2 separate regions of the Homo sapiens genome follow, and region 2 is linked to region 1. The links are chromatin loops, found by intact Hi-C in ENCODE. Cell type or tissue: mammary epithelial cell. All regions are shown on one strand.

Region 1 (8,000 bases):
AAAAATGATACTTTGCAAATTAAAGTATCAGAATTTGATATCAAAAAACACCTTGAAAGAATATCCAATTAACCAAAACAGCATGGTACTGGCACAAAAACAGACACATAGACCTATGGAACTAATAGAAAATAGAGTCCAGAAATAAGGCCGTAAACCTATAACTATCTGATCTTCGACAAACCTGACAAAAACAAGCAATAGGGAAAGATTCCCTATTCAATAAATGGTGCTGAGATAACTGGCTAGCCATGTGCAGAAGATTGAAACTGGGCTTCTTCCTTATGCTATACAAAAATCAACTCAAGATGGGTTAAAGATTTAAATGTAAAACCCAAAACTATAAAAACCCTGGAAGACAACCTAGGTAATACTATTCTGGACATAGGAATGGGCAAAGACTTCATGATGAAGATGCCAGAAGCAAACTCAAGAAAAGCAAAAATTGAAAAATGGGACCTAATTAAACTAAAAAGCTTACGCACAGCAAAAGAAACTATCAACAGAGTATACAGACAATCTACAGAACGGGAGGTTTTGCAAAATATGCATCTGACAAAGGTCTAATATCCAGTATCTATAAAGAACTTAAAAAAAATTTACAAGAAAAAAACAAACAACCTCATTAAAAAGTGGGCAAAGGACATGAACAGACACTTTTCAGAAGAAAACATACATGCAGCCAACAAGCATATGAAAAAAATCTCAATATTACTGATCATTAGAGACATGCAAATCAAAACCACAATGAGATGCCATCTCACACCAATTAGAATGATTATTACTAAAAAGTCAAAAAAGTAACCGATTCTGATGAGGTTGCAGAGAAAAGGGAACATTTATACACTCCTGGTGAGAATGTAAATTAGTTCAACCATTGTGGAAACCAGTGTGGCGATTCCTCACAGAACTAGAAAGAGAACTACCATTTGACCCATTACTGGCTGTATACCCAAAGGAATATAAATCATTCTACCATGAGGATACCTACACATGTATGTTCATTGCAGCACTATTCACAATAGCAAGGACATGAAACCAACCTAAATGCCCATCAAGGGCAAACTGGACAAAGAAAATATGGTACATATACACCATGGAATACTATGCAGCCATAAAAAGAACAAGGTCATGTCCTTTGGAGGGACATGGATGGAGCTGGAGGCCATTATCGTCAGCAAATGAACACAGGAACAGAAAATGAAATACTGCAAATTCTCACATATAAGTTGGAGCTAAATAATGAGAACACATGGCTACAAAGAGGGGAACAAAGCACACTGGGGCCTATTTGAGGGTGGAGGTTGGAAGGAGGGAGAGAATCAGAAAAAATAACTATTGGATACTAGGCTTAATACCTGGGTGATGAAATAATCTGTACTACAAACCCCCTGACACGAGTTTACCTATATAACAAACCAGCATATGCACCCCTAAGCCTAAAATAAAAGTTTAATTTTTAAAAATAAAAAGGAAAAAATATTTTGCCAAAATTAGCAAGAAGCATTTTTGCAGAGATCAATGCCAATTGGGGAATTAAGGTTTAAAAATATTTACATAAGTGCAAGTAGGAGAAGAGGAAACCCATCGGCAAGCAGTAATTTTCTTAGAACTATTAATTTGTAACAAATTGAAGCAATAACATCATGTGATGGAAGAATAACACAGTTCAAGTTCAAAGACGTGGGTTTGATTTCAGGCCCTCTCCCAGCTGTGACTTCCACAGCATCACATTCATCTGTGAAAGAAGAGAAATGCCCTGCTCAGAGGGAGTTAAATGAGACACAAATGCCCTTAGCACAATACTCATTTCTCAGAATTCCTAATGAGCAAATAAGGTAACGTGGCTTTCATAAACCTAAGAAACGCTAGCTGACTTAATGGAAGGAGAGTAGCTGGAATTTCACTTTATTTTAGTGAATGTTTAATGAGAACCTACCACATTTACTGAGAATACTCTGGTAGGACAACAAATCAAACAAATCAAAGAGAAAAGCCCTACTCTAAGAACACCAGAGAATGAGATGGTGGTGGATGGGTGTGTGCACTTCATTCTGTGAATCCTGGATTACAAGGACCACAAACCCCAATCTCCTGATGTGGTGACAGAGCCAGACAAGCAGTCTAAGGCCTAGGAAGGACTTTCTCTAGAATGAGACTCTGCACATGACAGATGGTGTCTTCCAGGAAACTTCAGGCCAAACTTCTCATGATCCCAGAAACCCATAACTCTAGTCACACATTAATTACTTTTTGTCTTCAGAGAAAGAAAAAAAAAAAAGAATGAGCAAATTTTGACCAGTGTCTGCTCTGAAATGAGTTTCACCAAGAACTATCTGTTGGAGCTTTCCAGGAAACAAACTTCATGTATTAAAACAAGTGGAATGTGTAATGTTTCCAAACTCCTAAAAGGAATCTCTCCCTCTCCATAAATTATGCCCAGCAGCTCTGTTAATGTCGCAACCGACAGAACCAGCCCCCAGGACCGGCCCCAAGTGAGATAAGGAAATTTGACCAGATTCACCAAACTCAATCATTTCTGCTCAAAAGAAACAGAAAGAAAAAAAATTCAGAATACCTTTCCATTTGAAGGAGCCTCCCAGAAGAGATTGGAACTTTCAGGGAATGCCCTCTCCCTTCCTCCTTAAGATTTGTGGCGCGGGGAGAATGAATCCACTGAGGACTGTGAAAAAATATTCATCTTCCAAGCAAAAGTCCTCTGAACTCTGCCTAATTGTTTACCACAGAAAATAAAGGGACAGAGGGCCGACTTTTGATTGCTCTCTCAATCTATTTGGGTCCTGACACTTTGGCCTCATTGCTAATTTTAAAAGAATAAAAATTTGGCCCAACACAAAGAAGGAAGTCATTGTTGATTTGAACATGTGCCTAAAACATAGGAACACAGCATGAAGTGGATGGGTGCTTCACAGGGCAGGTGGACAGGATGCAAACCCAGGACAGAAGGCTGGGCTAGATGGGCTCCAGTGTCCAGGAAGCCCCTGTGATTTGTGGTTTTAATTGGGTGATGCTGATATTAGAGAATAGAGCTCTGCAAGAAAAAGGAAATTCCCATGGGTGGGTGCCCATGGCAGGTTCTCTGCAGCCAGGGAAGAGGGCAGGAAAGAAAAATGAGATGGTATCCATGCATCTGCTGCATTTGCCTCCTTCTGCTCACTCCTGTCTCTGGTCTTTTGACAGAAATGCCCCAGCTCTGTGACTCTCATATAGCTCTTCATATGCAGATCATCATTCCAGTCTGACATCCATCTTCACCGATTCAGGGAGGCTTCCAGGGACCACCTGTCCTCATTGTTGTGTTCTATTTGCATGATAGAACTTTCTGGTCTCTTAACACTGACCTTCTTTTGTTTGCATATTTACTGTGTCATCCCCCACAGAACATTGGCTCCCTTGGAGCACGGGCTTTGAGCCCAAGTTTTTGGGACCATGCCTGTCATGCAGAAACCTCCTAAGTGAATAAAGGAAGAAATGAATGAATGAAGATTTCTGCAATTTTGCCAGGGCTTTAGCACCACTGAAGAGTATTCCCTGCATGCCACCAACAGCCTGGACTAAGAATCTGATGTGATTATTTGCAAACTGACTAAAGCTATGGTAGAGAAACCCAGGAAGAAAGATAAGAAAAGGATACTAGAAATAATATGGTGCTGCTAAAAACCTGACAATCTAGAAAAAACAAGTATCCAAAGTGTCACCTCCTAACCTAATGTTAATTCCTTGCCTAGGATCTGTAGATACATGTGCATTTATGGATATACTTAACCATCAAAGCAAATAATCTCATTACTTATTTGAAACGCAAGAATGCAACTTTTTAAATACTCCTCCCAATTACTTAACTGTCCAGCTGTTTAGGCGATCATAATGATTCATACTGACAAAGAGGTAGAGAAAGATACACAGAGTGCAAAAAAAGCACTACAGAACCATCTACACAAGACAATACCACATTACCACAGGAGCCTTCTCTGTGCACAGCCCTCCCATAATAGAACAGCAGTGACACCCAGTGGCCACTTGTTTCATCAGGCAGTGGTCATCAAAAACAGTTGAGCCCAAACCCAAAAAGTATCATAAAACTGAATTTGAAAGGGACCCCAGAAGTTAGCTAATCTGACCCTGGTCTTAAAACATTCCCAGGTAGCTGCTCCGATTACTCCTTCCACTGCTTCTTTCCCCTATTACTCGTTTCAATAACTAAAGATTTTAAACCAAAAATCTTCATTGTTTCTCTATAAGGCATCATGCGAGGTAGGGAAGAGACAATTTCAGCACTGCCCCCTGCTTTCCTTGGCTCTTGCATGTTTAATAAGCTGAATTTGACATTTTTCCTTGAAGATAAATACTAAGTGCCTTATTATAAGTAACTTGGTGACACTGTCATTTGAATTTTGGTTTCCCAGCTTCTAATCTCTTTTTAATTTAGATTAATTCTTCATTAGTCCACCCGTCAAGCTTGCAATAAGCCCCAATTAACCAGAATTGACATGATATTAAACGTGTGTTGGGGCCCAGTTGATGGTCAATTGCAACGTTCACTTACGAGTCAGCTCCACGGTTACTACTTCTGGAAGGTTCTCTGTACAGGAAGATAAAACCCCAACTAGAAGTGCTGAAAGCTGTCTCAGAAAATCTCCTGCTAAGGATCCAGGTGATATCTGCTGTGGAAAACATGAGATGTCCCCGTTCCCCTTTTCCACAGAGAAACCATACCCCATGTGGCCCGTATGTGTTACTCATCCCTTGGTTTGTTGCAGTAGCTCTTTGATTGTTTTATCACATTTTTCAGCTTGGAGATGACACAGCCTGCCATTACTCATTTGCGTTCACAGTGATTCACTACGGTAGCACATAGTCAGACTGTGCCCAGTCACTCTCCACTCAGAGGAAGTCATAGTTGATTCTTAAGATATTTTTAGCTGTTTTTGGTTTTGGGTATTTTAAGAATTTTGCAACACCTGCTGAATCAAGCCGAGACCCTTCCCAGGTGTCATGCATCAGGGCTGGAAATCAACAGAATAAATAATCACCAACTTTGTTCTAACTCCAAATAAAGAAAATATTATGGAATTAAAAACCCTAAGATTTTGGCATGGGACAATGACACCCTTTGGTTCCTTGCTTGTTCTCTTGTTTCCTTTCTGCCTCCAATTATATCATTTGTGCAGCAACCCACTACACTAGCCAAAGGAGAGGAAGGCAAGAAGGAAGAAAGGACAACACAGTGCCAGTGACTTCAGGCTAAGGCTCCTTCCATGAGCAAAACAGACAGACAAGAAACAGCACCACACCTTGGAGTGGGAAATATTTGCTTCTAGAATGCTATGGATAGTCTCATTCGAGATTTGGATGGAAGAGCGAAGCTCCTCAGTCAACTTGGTGATATTCTTCATCAAATCTTTTATTTTTACATCTGCAAAGTAAGGAAAATAAGAAATTTGTGTAATAAAGGTTTAGATCATTACTGACTGCGAAAACAAAATTTGATATTACAACCTGGCTAGGATAGTTTCTTTCACACCATTCAACCCATAAATCACTAAATAAAGTCATACCTTACTCCCCTGGGAATAACTTAAATAATTTATATGACAATAAACCAAAATGCCAGGTTCTGTGGTATTTTCTGGTTACTGGTCTACTCTCTCTAAGGCCTGTATGTTTTAAGAACATTTACTTTAGAAAGAGTTTCTTCTGGCTGGGTGTGGTGGCTCACACCTGTAATCCCAGCACTTTGGGAGGCCGAGGTGGGCAGATCAAAGGTCAGGAGTTCGAGACCAGCCTGACCAACATGGTGAAACCCTGTCTCTACTAAAAATACAAAAAAAAAAAAAAAAATAGCCGGGCATGGTGGCACATCCCTGTAATCCCAGCTACTCAGGAGGCTGAGGCAGGAGAATCGCTTGAACCCAGGAGGCGGAGGTTGCAGTGAGCCGAGATCACGCCACTGTACTCCAGCTGGGTGACAGAGTGAGACACAAAAAAAAAAAAAGAAAGAAAGAAAGAAAGAGCTTCTTCTTAGGGAGCAGTGACCAAGTGCTATAAGAAACTCACTTGTATACATGCATCTACTCATCTCACTTTTTTAAGAAGAGAGGGATCATTTAAGTATTTGCCAGAATTCTTCAGACATGGCATGTTAATGCTACAAGAAGCTTCATGAGTTGACAGAGTGAACAGCCAAGGAAACAGAGACACACAGACATCAATTGCTTGTCCGAGGAGGCAAGGCCAGAGCAAAATCCAGACCACAGAAGCTTCTCTTTGTTCCTCTGCTTCAACATGGTACCCTAGGATTTCAGGACTTTCTTTATAAATGCCAAATACATCATACCAGCCAAGTTGTAAATGATTATGTATCACATATAGCATAAATTTTCTGTTGTATGTTTTATTTTAATAATATATTTGCATGAGAAACTAAATTTAATTTTTAATCAAGCAAACTTGGAAAACCACATACTTACCCTCAGTTACTGTGAAATTGCTGAGAAAAGTCATGATGGGATTCCCTGATGACCAAGTTTCCTCGAGGCTTTTGGCCAACCTAAAATGGCAGAAAATTAAAGCTAAATTAGGCAAGCTAAAACATCAGAAACAGTGTTGGAATGAATAATACTGCCTCAGCTCCCAAGAGATGGACTGGATAACAAGATCACATTTCCATAAAGTTCCTGCAACAATTAGACCCACATGTCTCCCAATACCATCTGTATGTGAATATCCATTAATACTACCCACACTCCAGTATTTCTTTCTCAGAGCTCCTGCCAACCGAGATGAACCAGGGGAATGAGGATGCATAATAAATGGCTTTTCACAACTGTGAAGAGAATAGATAGGATAGATCATGGAACGTACGAGAAATTAGGATAGCCAGGGTCAGATGAACATCATTCTTTCAGTGAAAAAGTCACTTGCAGAATTTAAAGTTCCTTATTTCCCCTTCTGGTGCTTTACACTTTCAGAACACTAAGCAAAATTGATCAAACATGAAGGTAATTTGAAAAATATTTGCGACCGGGTGCGGTGGCTCAGCCTGTAATCCCAGCACTTTGGGAGGCCGAAGGGGGCGGATCATGAGGTCAGGAGATGGAGACCATCCTGGCTAACACGGTGAAACCCCATCTCTATTAAAATAAAAAAACAAAATTAGCCGGGCATGGTGGCGGGTGCCTGTAGTCCCAGCTACTCAGGAGGCTGAGGAGGGAGAATGGCGTGAACCCGGGAGGTGGAGCTTGCAGTGAGCCGAGATCGCGCCACTGCACTCCAGCCTGGGCAACAGAGCGAGACTCCATCTCAAAAAAAAAAAAAGAGAAAAGAAAAGAAAAATATTTGCTGTTCAAACAGAAATTTATTCATTTATTTATTTAATTTATGAGACAGGCCCTTTATCTGTCAGCCAGGCTGGAGTGCAGTAGCACAATCACTGCTCACTGCAGCCTTGAACTCCTGGGGTCAAGCAACCCTCCTGCCTCAGCCTCCTATGTGGTTGGGACCATAAATGCACAGCACCAAATCCTGCTAATTTTTTTGTTGTTGCTTTTATTTTTTAGAGACAGGGTCTTGCTATGTTGCCCAGGTTGGTCTCAAATTCCTAGCCTCAAGCGATTCTCCCACATCAGCCTCCCATTAGAGGGGATTACAGGCATTTGCCACCAAGCGTTGTGGATTACATTCTTATATCTAATATCTTTATCGCCAATAAAGTTAGCCTTCTGATTAATGCTGCTGTTACATTTTACCACTCAAAAATTGTCATGGAAAACTTTGATGTTTGGAAAATATATATTAATATGCACATTAAGAGTATATTATACAGACCACTGTCTGAAATTCACATTTTAAAGAGTCCTAGACATCCTCTCTATGAATGGAAGTACTGGGGAGGGCATGAAAGAATATCAGAGCATACATGTACAAGTGCTGCTGCACCGTCTCCAGCCTCGGCTGGCTTGTGCAGTCCTGGCCAGTGG
Region 2 (8,000 bases), 120 kb before region 1:
TACCAAATCTGGATTCTGTTCAATCATTAAAGCCTATAAAGGAGGCTGCATACAAAAGCTGAAGCCATGATTTGGTCCCAAAGGGACAGAGGTCGCATGAAGGCAAAGCCCACATCCGGGGCTTTGTTAAACCATGCAAATCCATTACCAGGAGGGTGCCTGCACATAAGAGGCACACCACGCAGGTAGGCCAGATCAGTTTGTTTGTGATGAAGGTAAAATAAGATGAATGATGGTCATTATTCTAACTGTATACATTGAGAAATTTTTTATATACTAAGTCAAGTCCTGAAGAAAAGATAAATGTGTCCCATAAACACACAGTTTTTTTTTTTCAAGCCAGGATAAAACTCAACGTTTTTTTTGCCTCTGACCTGTATTTACTTGCCCCCTCACTATACACTCACATCTCCTCACTAACTTCAGAACCTTGCTATACAACTTTTAAAACAAGGGATGTTGAATAAGGCTGGTGTCATTGTTCCTCCAGCAGAAATGCAGGAAGCCATTCTGTACTTACAGTAGCCAGACAGATGTCCTGTAGGCCTGTGGTTCTGCAGCTCTGACTCAGTCCCCAGGGCAATGTGAGATTTCTTGTTGGAATCTTGCAAAAGCATCAAAAACACCTTTCGGAGAAAAAAAAACGCCATGTATTATTTTATGTTTCTATACACATCGCATTTCTTTTCTTCTGCCTCAATTGCCTAATCCGGTTGTGACAACATATGCCAAACACACCCCATATATTTCATTTAGCCATCCATTTAATTGGCATAACTCTAAGACTACCTAGGTCTCAGCAAAACAGGCTACCCATAGGATGCAAAGATGAATGAAACTTGACTGTGAACTCCCAGACCCTCACGGGCTAGTGGAGGCTGGTCAAATGCATAGGCAGTGGTAGGCAGGGAGGGGACAGATAGCAACACAGTGTATCCAATTCAACTTAAGTTTGTGACTCACTGTACCAGCATCTTAGGAATTCAGAGGTGAATCAGACAATAAAATTGCAATGCTCAGTTTACTTACAGTAGATGGGATCTCATACATAAAAATCCCCATTAAATGTATGCTTTCCATGGGCTATGATATATGATGTCACTAAGGTAGTTAATCAAATAACTTGCTTGAAGTCATTTCTTGGTTAGTAGTGGAGGCAGAAGTCCAACCTCAGTTTATTCAAAGCCAAATACTATGACTAAAGTAGCAAAAATAAGGTGAGAAAGCAGAAGTGCAAGCAGACACAAAGGGAAATGAGGTGGGGTGGAGACATCGAGGGCCTTGAGCTGCACCTGGATCGCTGGCAGGGATTTATGGAGTGATGGAAAGAGAATCTCTAAAATAAACATTGGGCAATTCACGAGAAGCATACAAGTCAAGGAGACATCGCCCTGCAGCAGCACAGTCCTAACTGCTGGAGTTCCACTCTTGGCAAGATGTGGGCCGGCTCTGTCTGCAGGCATAGGACTGCACCACGCAGAGTGTTGGCTGCCTCGTTGTATTAATAAAACAGAGATGATGATCACAGTATTTAAAGTTCAGTAGATGATGGCTGTAAAGTGCCAGGCACAGACTCTGGAAGCATGCAGTAAGTCTTCTATTATTCATGTGGTTAGCCAAGGTTTCCTGAACGTTCTCTGTGGGCCATGCACAAAGCTAGGCACTGTGCATTGCCACTCTCTCCCTTAGCATCATCTGTGCAGGTGCTTCCATCACCCCTTCCTCTGCACGTATCCATAGAGATATTGGTCCCTGGCCCTGGCCCCTCTCCAAGTGACTCCTGCTGGGCCAGCGTCACTGTCCATCCAGCTGGTACCTCCCACCCAATGCCCTGGGTAGTGAAGTCCTATACCTGCATATACAGATCTCAGCCCACACTGAGCACCCTGCCTCACTTCTGATTTCTCTACACAACCTCACCATTCTGATTCCTCTAAACAAGCAAAAAGGGATTGACTGTCTCTAGATGTTCCTGAGGAGCCCCTAACCACAGGGAAAGATGGGGGAAGGCACCAGAAAGAAGAAGCCATGAGCAAGCAAGCCTTCAGGAGAGGCATGCAATATCTCCGCACGTGGTTAATTAGTTTGCATGGAATCCTACTGAGCAAAATCTGCATGAGTAGCACTAGTGAAAGGTCAGATGCAGCTACCTTCATGTGAAAGATAACACTTTGCTGATTCTCAGTAAGACTCCAAGGAAAAGCTGTAAACCTCACTACTATTGCAAATAATAATAAGAAGAAGAATGATTAATAACATTTCTGAGTGTGCGCCAGCCATGTGACCTTGAACACATTATTTTACCACTCTTTAACTTAGTTTCCTCACATGATAAATGGTAATAAATAAGAGGCCGGGCGCGGTGGCTCACGCCTGTAATCCCAGCACTTTGGGAGGCCGAGGCGGGCGGATCACGAGGTCAGGAGATCGAGACCATCCTGGCTAACACAGTGAAACCTCGTCTCTACTAAAAATACAAAAAATTAGCCGGGCGAGGTGGCGGGCGCCTGTAGTCCCAGCTACTCCGGAGGCTGAGGCAGGAGAATGGCGTGAACCCCAGGGGGCGGAGCCTGCAGTGAGCCGAGATTGCGCCACTGCACTCCAACCTGGGCGACAGCGAGACTCCATCTCGAAAAAATAAATAAATAAATAAATAAATAAGACATATTATAGGATTGTTGCAAGCAATAAATGCATTTATATATAAAGTTATAAAAACGATGCCTGGCATGTAGCATGCTGGCAATGTCTGGTCTCAACAGTAGCTAGATAAGGATGAGTAAGTGTAGTAGGGTGTATGTGCTATGTTTCATCATGTAATTCTCAGATCAATCTGATGAGATGAGTACTATTATCCTTGCTTAAGATGAGGGCACTGAGGCTTAGTGCAGTAAGTCTTCACCTAGTGCATTTATAGGGAATTAAATAGGAAACAATAGAAATAGTGAAAATCAAGAATTATTCATTGACTAAAGATTTTCCTTTATATCTTATTCTAAATGGAATTTTCATTTAATGGTCATATTTAACTATGATTATATGAAGCATACCTTGATAACTAAGGCATTATTGATAACAATATTCATCTGTCCTTTTTAAATTTTCCTTTTCTAGCCCCTCTCATAAAAGGCCATAGTTGTATGTGGCGGGGAGGAGGGTGTGTGTGTGTGAGTGTGTATGAACATGTGTGAATGTATATGCACATGTTTGAATGCACACATTTGTGGGCATGTGTGTGTTAGAGGAGGAAACAGAATAAGGACAGAGTTTTTGCCCTCAATAATCTCACAGATCAGCAGGAGATACAATCAATTATGGTACGGCACTAAGTATCTGGGTACAATGTGTCTGAAAATTCTGGAACTTTGCCTATGAACAGTGAAAGGCAAGCCTAAGACCATCAGAATGTTATGCGTGCCATCAAGTGGCAACTCACCTTAACTGCAGGCAGGCTGTCCGGGAGGCTCTGAGATTTTGACAAAATGTCAAAGTAGCCCAATTAACAGAGAGGGCAAATAAAGGTTACTCTTTTCAAAAGCAATATGACACTGATCACTGTAATCAAAGATTTGGAGTCTTGATGGCAGACTTTGCCTTTGTTATTTTGCATTATAATTCTCACACTGAATCACACAGACAGCAACTGTAAAACTCCCCTTGGCAAGTATTTCAGGTAACCCTAACATCCAGAATAGAACATTACCCAGGGATTTAATGAAAGAAAACTTACAAGAAGGCTCCTAACATTTCACTGAATTCTGGACATAGAATTTCCACATTACATCATTTTACAGTAAGTCCTCACTTAGCGTCATCAGTAAGTTGTTGTTCACAACTGCAACTTTCAGCAAAAGGACATACAGCAGGTCCTCAAATAATGTCATCTCATTCAACGCCATTTTGTTATAATGTTGATGAGGGAAAAAAAGTTGTTTTGCTTAAAGTCTTAGTTTCCAAGAACCCATCAACAATGTTAACTGAGTTCTCACTGTATTCCTTCTTATCTGATACATACTTTCCAGCAATATTTAAATCACTATTTATACCGAAAGGTGTTCTTCAAGTTTTTTAAAGTAATTCAAATAAAGAAACGTAAACTCTCTTTCATTTCAACAATTATGAGGAGATGCAAAATACTGCAAAAATATTCTTATTAAGAGTATAAAAGTCCTGATCAAAACATATAAACAATCTTCCAAAAGAGATAGAAATAAAGGTTAGGCAACTGCACAGGAAGTGAATGCAGGCTAAACATCTAATGTCCTGGCTACACTTTCCAATTTAAGAAGAATGCTGCGTTTGTGCATTTAGTATGGAATGACATTATTTATACATATGTCTTCCTCCTCTTTTGGTGGTATTTTCTATCATTGTAACTGAATATAGGCCATAAGCCAATTCAAATGGACCAAATAAGACCTACACCTTCCCACTTTCATACAAAAGAAGTAGAATATTCTTTTCAATCTTATCTAATGTTTTGAATTTCACTGAAATTACAAGCTTCTCAAGTCAAAGGACAATCAAGTTGGTCAAACTAGTCATTAATTTTTAGGTAAATTCATCACACAAAGTAAATAAGAATAAAATAAGACATGATGAAATTATGTCTAAAGGACACTAACTAGCATGAAAGTAATTTAAAATGTAACAAAAATATGCTTTAAAAGCAATGCCTATGGTGTATCCACTCTTTCTTTTCAAGGGACAGTAAATTCAAAAGTTTTGGGATTCTTCATTTGGGGATCTACATCTCCTTAATTTAAAAGAGCTTTGAGGTCTAGGCATTTATGACAGCCCAGTGTCATCTCTACACTGATTGTGCTATCAGTCCCTCAGCCATGAGTCCTATGCCCCATCCTTTTGGGTTCTCTGTTTAAAGGGTGTTGTCAAGCAGCATGAGACCCCAGATATGATCTACACTTAAAGTGTCAGTTTGATGGATTGTGTCCTGGAGATGGTCAGTGCAAGGTACTTTTTTGCTTAGATGCTAGAGAAATTTTTGAAGCTGACCAAATTTTTGTAAGACAAGGACAATGGAACCCAGCTGAGTGATGACTTGAGCAGAGGAAGAATTTCCAAACTTGACCTACATGTCACATAAGATGTACTCTTTCTGTTTCCCCAAAGTGATTGTTTTTTAAGGAAGCAGAAGATGAAAACACATGGACAACTTAGATGATACGAAACACTAGAGGTACTAGCAACTGCTCTCTAAATATGGGATCTTGGGCAGGGCTGTCCCCTGACATGCTAACACAATGCATGCAGCAAGATTTGTTATTTTACAGGAGCTTGTATGAATTTCCTATCACTGCTGTAACAAATTACCACAAATGTGGTGGCTTAAGACAATGTATTTAGTATCTTACAGTTCTGGGGGTCAGAAGCCTAATATGGGCCTTCCTGGGCTAAAATCAAGGGATAATATACTCCCTGGACTTTCCCAACTTCTAGTGGCTGCCAATATTGTTTGGCCAATGGCCCCAGCCTCCATCTTTAAAGCTCATCTCTCCAACTGCTGCCTCATCATAACATCACCTTCTTCCTCTCTGACCTTCCTCGATCCCCCTTTGATGTATCCTTTTGATTACATCAAGTCCACCCAGATAATTTGGGATATCTCCTGCCACAGTCCCATATGGGTAACACTTACAGGCTTCAGTGATAAGGACGTGGACGTCGCTGGGGGACCATTATCCAGCCTGTCCTAGAACTATCACACCATCAACACACCTTTGAAACAAGGGCTGTTGATTTGAGGTGTCCCTGGAGACTACAGAACAGGAGACGTTGGTAAGTAGAGTAGAAAATTTTGGAGTCCAACACAAAATGAAAAAAAATTCAATGTCTGATTTTGGTCAGCTCATTACCTTTTTGGTCTCTTGGTCTCTCAGTTTGCTTATTCGTACAAGGGGAAGATTAAAAGACATAAGTTATAAAAAGTCAATTCTAGTTCACACTCAGGCTCTGTGACATCCTATAACACCTTGTTATAAACAGAATGCAAAGAATGGGTCACAGCACTCCAGTCAAAGGGCTGATAGCACAGTCAGTGTTAACAAGACAGCAGGCTGTCTGCATAAATGCTTAGACCATGAGACTGTTCTAAGTTAAGAAGACCTTAGCCCCCAAATGAAGAATCCTCAAAATACTGAATGTATTGTTCTTTAGGAAAAAAGAAAAAAAAGAAAAAAACAACAACAAACAGGATGTCACATGAAAGAAAAAGGGAACAGGGTCTCTCAAAAAAGTACCTGCTTCCTTCTCTTCCTTCCTCCCTCTTTCTTCCTTCTTTCCTTTTTTCTTTTTTTTTTTTTTTTTTTTTTTTTTTTTGTAAGAAAGACACCAGATTAGGGTTTGGGGCCAACAGAAAGTGGCAGCTGAAGTGGGGCAGGTTCACACAAGACAGCATGTGAGCAGAGCAGCAAAGCAGTGTGGAGGCCTTGGAAGATGAGCTGCACACAGGAGGACTAAGGGAAAAGGTAGCATAAGAATGAGTAAGTCGAGTTTCTCATTATCAGTGAAGGGCGGTACAAATAAGGCAAGAGGAAACACTAAATGAATGCTGTGTAATTGGATTGGAATTAGAGATGTGGAGTTGAACTCCTAGTTTTGTATTTATAGGCAGAAAGAGAAGCAAAAATAGAGGTGGATCTTTTACTTTATCCATGAGGGAACCTCAGAGCAGCAACACCCCAATCACCATGAGCGTATTGAGCAGCCAGGATTTCTTGGAGAAATGGCTGATTCTAGAGCCAGGGCTGGGAAAGAATGGCAATCCTAGAACATCTTGTTTTGTCAGGAAGCAGGAAAATGCTCAAAGAATGGGAGGCATGAGTTAAAAGGCACAAAAACCAGCTTGAAGGACCTCCCACTGGCTCAACTTGGTATGACATGAGCCTCAAAGTAAATAATGACCCTACTGAATTGTAACTCATTGAGTAGAATAGAATGCTATGAGTGGTTCCTTATATAAATAGGTCAATGGGGTAAAGAGAGAGTTCTTTCTTACTGGACAATGCCAACTAAAACACATGGAAGGAATGATGGAATTAGAAAAATCGCCACTTGGCAAGTGCCATAGTAATAATTTTTAATTCTGGCAAGGAACATCAGAAGATGCAAAAACAGGTGGGTAAGAAAAGTGGAATTTACAGATTCTCAAAATATATCCTCAAAAAAAAAAAGAGAGAGAAAAGGAAATTAACTTAAGAGTGGGAAAGCCTGGCAGACACCACTTTCCACTTTACCTGGGAAAAAAGATCACCTCACTAGCCATGGGACAGATCAGCCTTGTGTAGCAGGCAGCCAGGAGCAGTGGGACACAGCATCACCCCTGGAATATGCCAACTAAAAATGCATAACCTGACCAATCACAGCAAAATAGGGCAAACCCATATTGAGGCTCATTGTGCAAAATACGTGGTCTGGACTCTTCAAAAATATTGAGGTCATGAAAGTCAAGGAAACTGAGGAATTCTTGCAGATTGACAGTGACTAAAGAGGCCTGCAACTGAGTGCAGCTCGTGATCCTGGACTGGATCCTTTTGCTCTTAGGGACATGAGGGGCACAATTGAAACTTAAATGGGCAAAGATTTTACAGCAATTCTTTTTTCTTAAAAATTGTTCTAAAAAAAAGTCAAAAAAAAAAAAAAAGATCAAGCCCTACATCTGAGGCCCAGGCTTTACCTCTTAATGCTGTGTAGGATGGGGCAGCTGAGTTCATGCACCCAAGGAACTAGCATCCAGAACCTCCTTGGCAAAGGTACAAAGGGAACCCACTAATCAGTATTTAGCAAGCTGGAAGGAAAGAAACTTCACATCTCAGGCAGGCTCACCAGCATTTCTAAAACATTACTAAAAACTTCAAAACTATTAAAAAATACACTGCAAAAATTTACTCTGTTTGCATTATGCCAGAAAGTTTTGTCTTGGCTTCAGAGATTGCCGAAAATATATTCCATATGCAAAGCCAAGTCTTCTAACTCTCTATGGT

What was found. Hi-C counts contacts between places; a loop is a spot of excess contacts. Peaks named below come from ENCODE experiments on the same cell type or tissue, not always from the same donor. Only the 100,000 strongest peaks of a DNase experiment are listed, where the experiment ranks them.
Region 2: a loop joins it to region 1, with 14 times the contacts of the local background. A loop is called at or near these places in 3 of 110 quality-filtered maps.

What each region holds. Positions count from the first base shown.
Region 1 is chr7:48,295,803-48,303,802 of GRCh38, reverse strand. It overlaps ABCA13 (ATP binding cassette subfamily A member 13), which reads right to left. Exons shown (of 62, transcript NM_152701.5): 21 at 7,940-8,000; 22 at 6,492-6,571; 23 at 5,316-5,437. Among named protein-coding and RNA genes, the nearest start is that of ABCA13, 130 kb to the right of the region's middle. RefSeq lists a silencer at 3,922-3,981 and an enhancer at 4,329-5,528. In mammary epithelial cell, a CTCF peak has its summit at 4,034 (motif pointing left); DNase peaks (open chromatin) are centred at 3,982 and 4,822; H3K27ac peaks cover 1,336 bases.
Region 2 is chr7:48,420,392-48,428,391 of GRCh38, reverse strand. ABCA13 (ATP binding cassette subfamily A member 13) reads right to left here. Exons shown (of 62, transcript NM_152701.5): 42 at 521-626. Among named protein-coding and RNA genes, the nearest start is that of ABCA13, 250 kb to the right of the region's middle. In mammary epithelial cell, a CTCF peak has its summit at 3,431 (motif pointing left); DNase peaks (open chromatin) are centred at 481, 981 and 6,861; H3K27ac peaks cover 1,915 bases.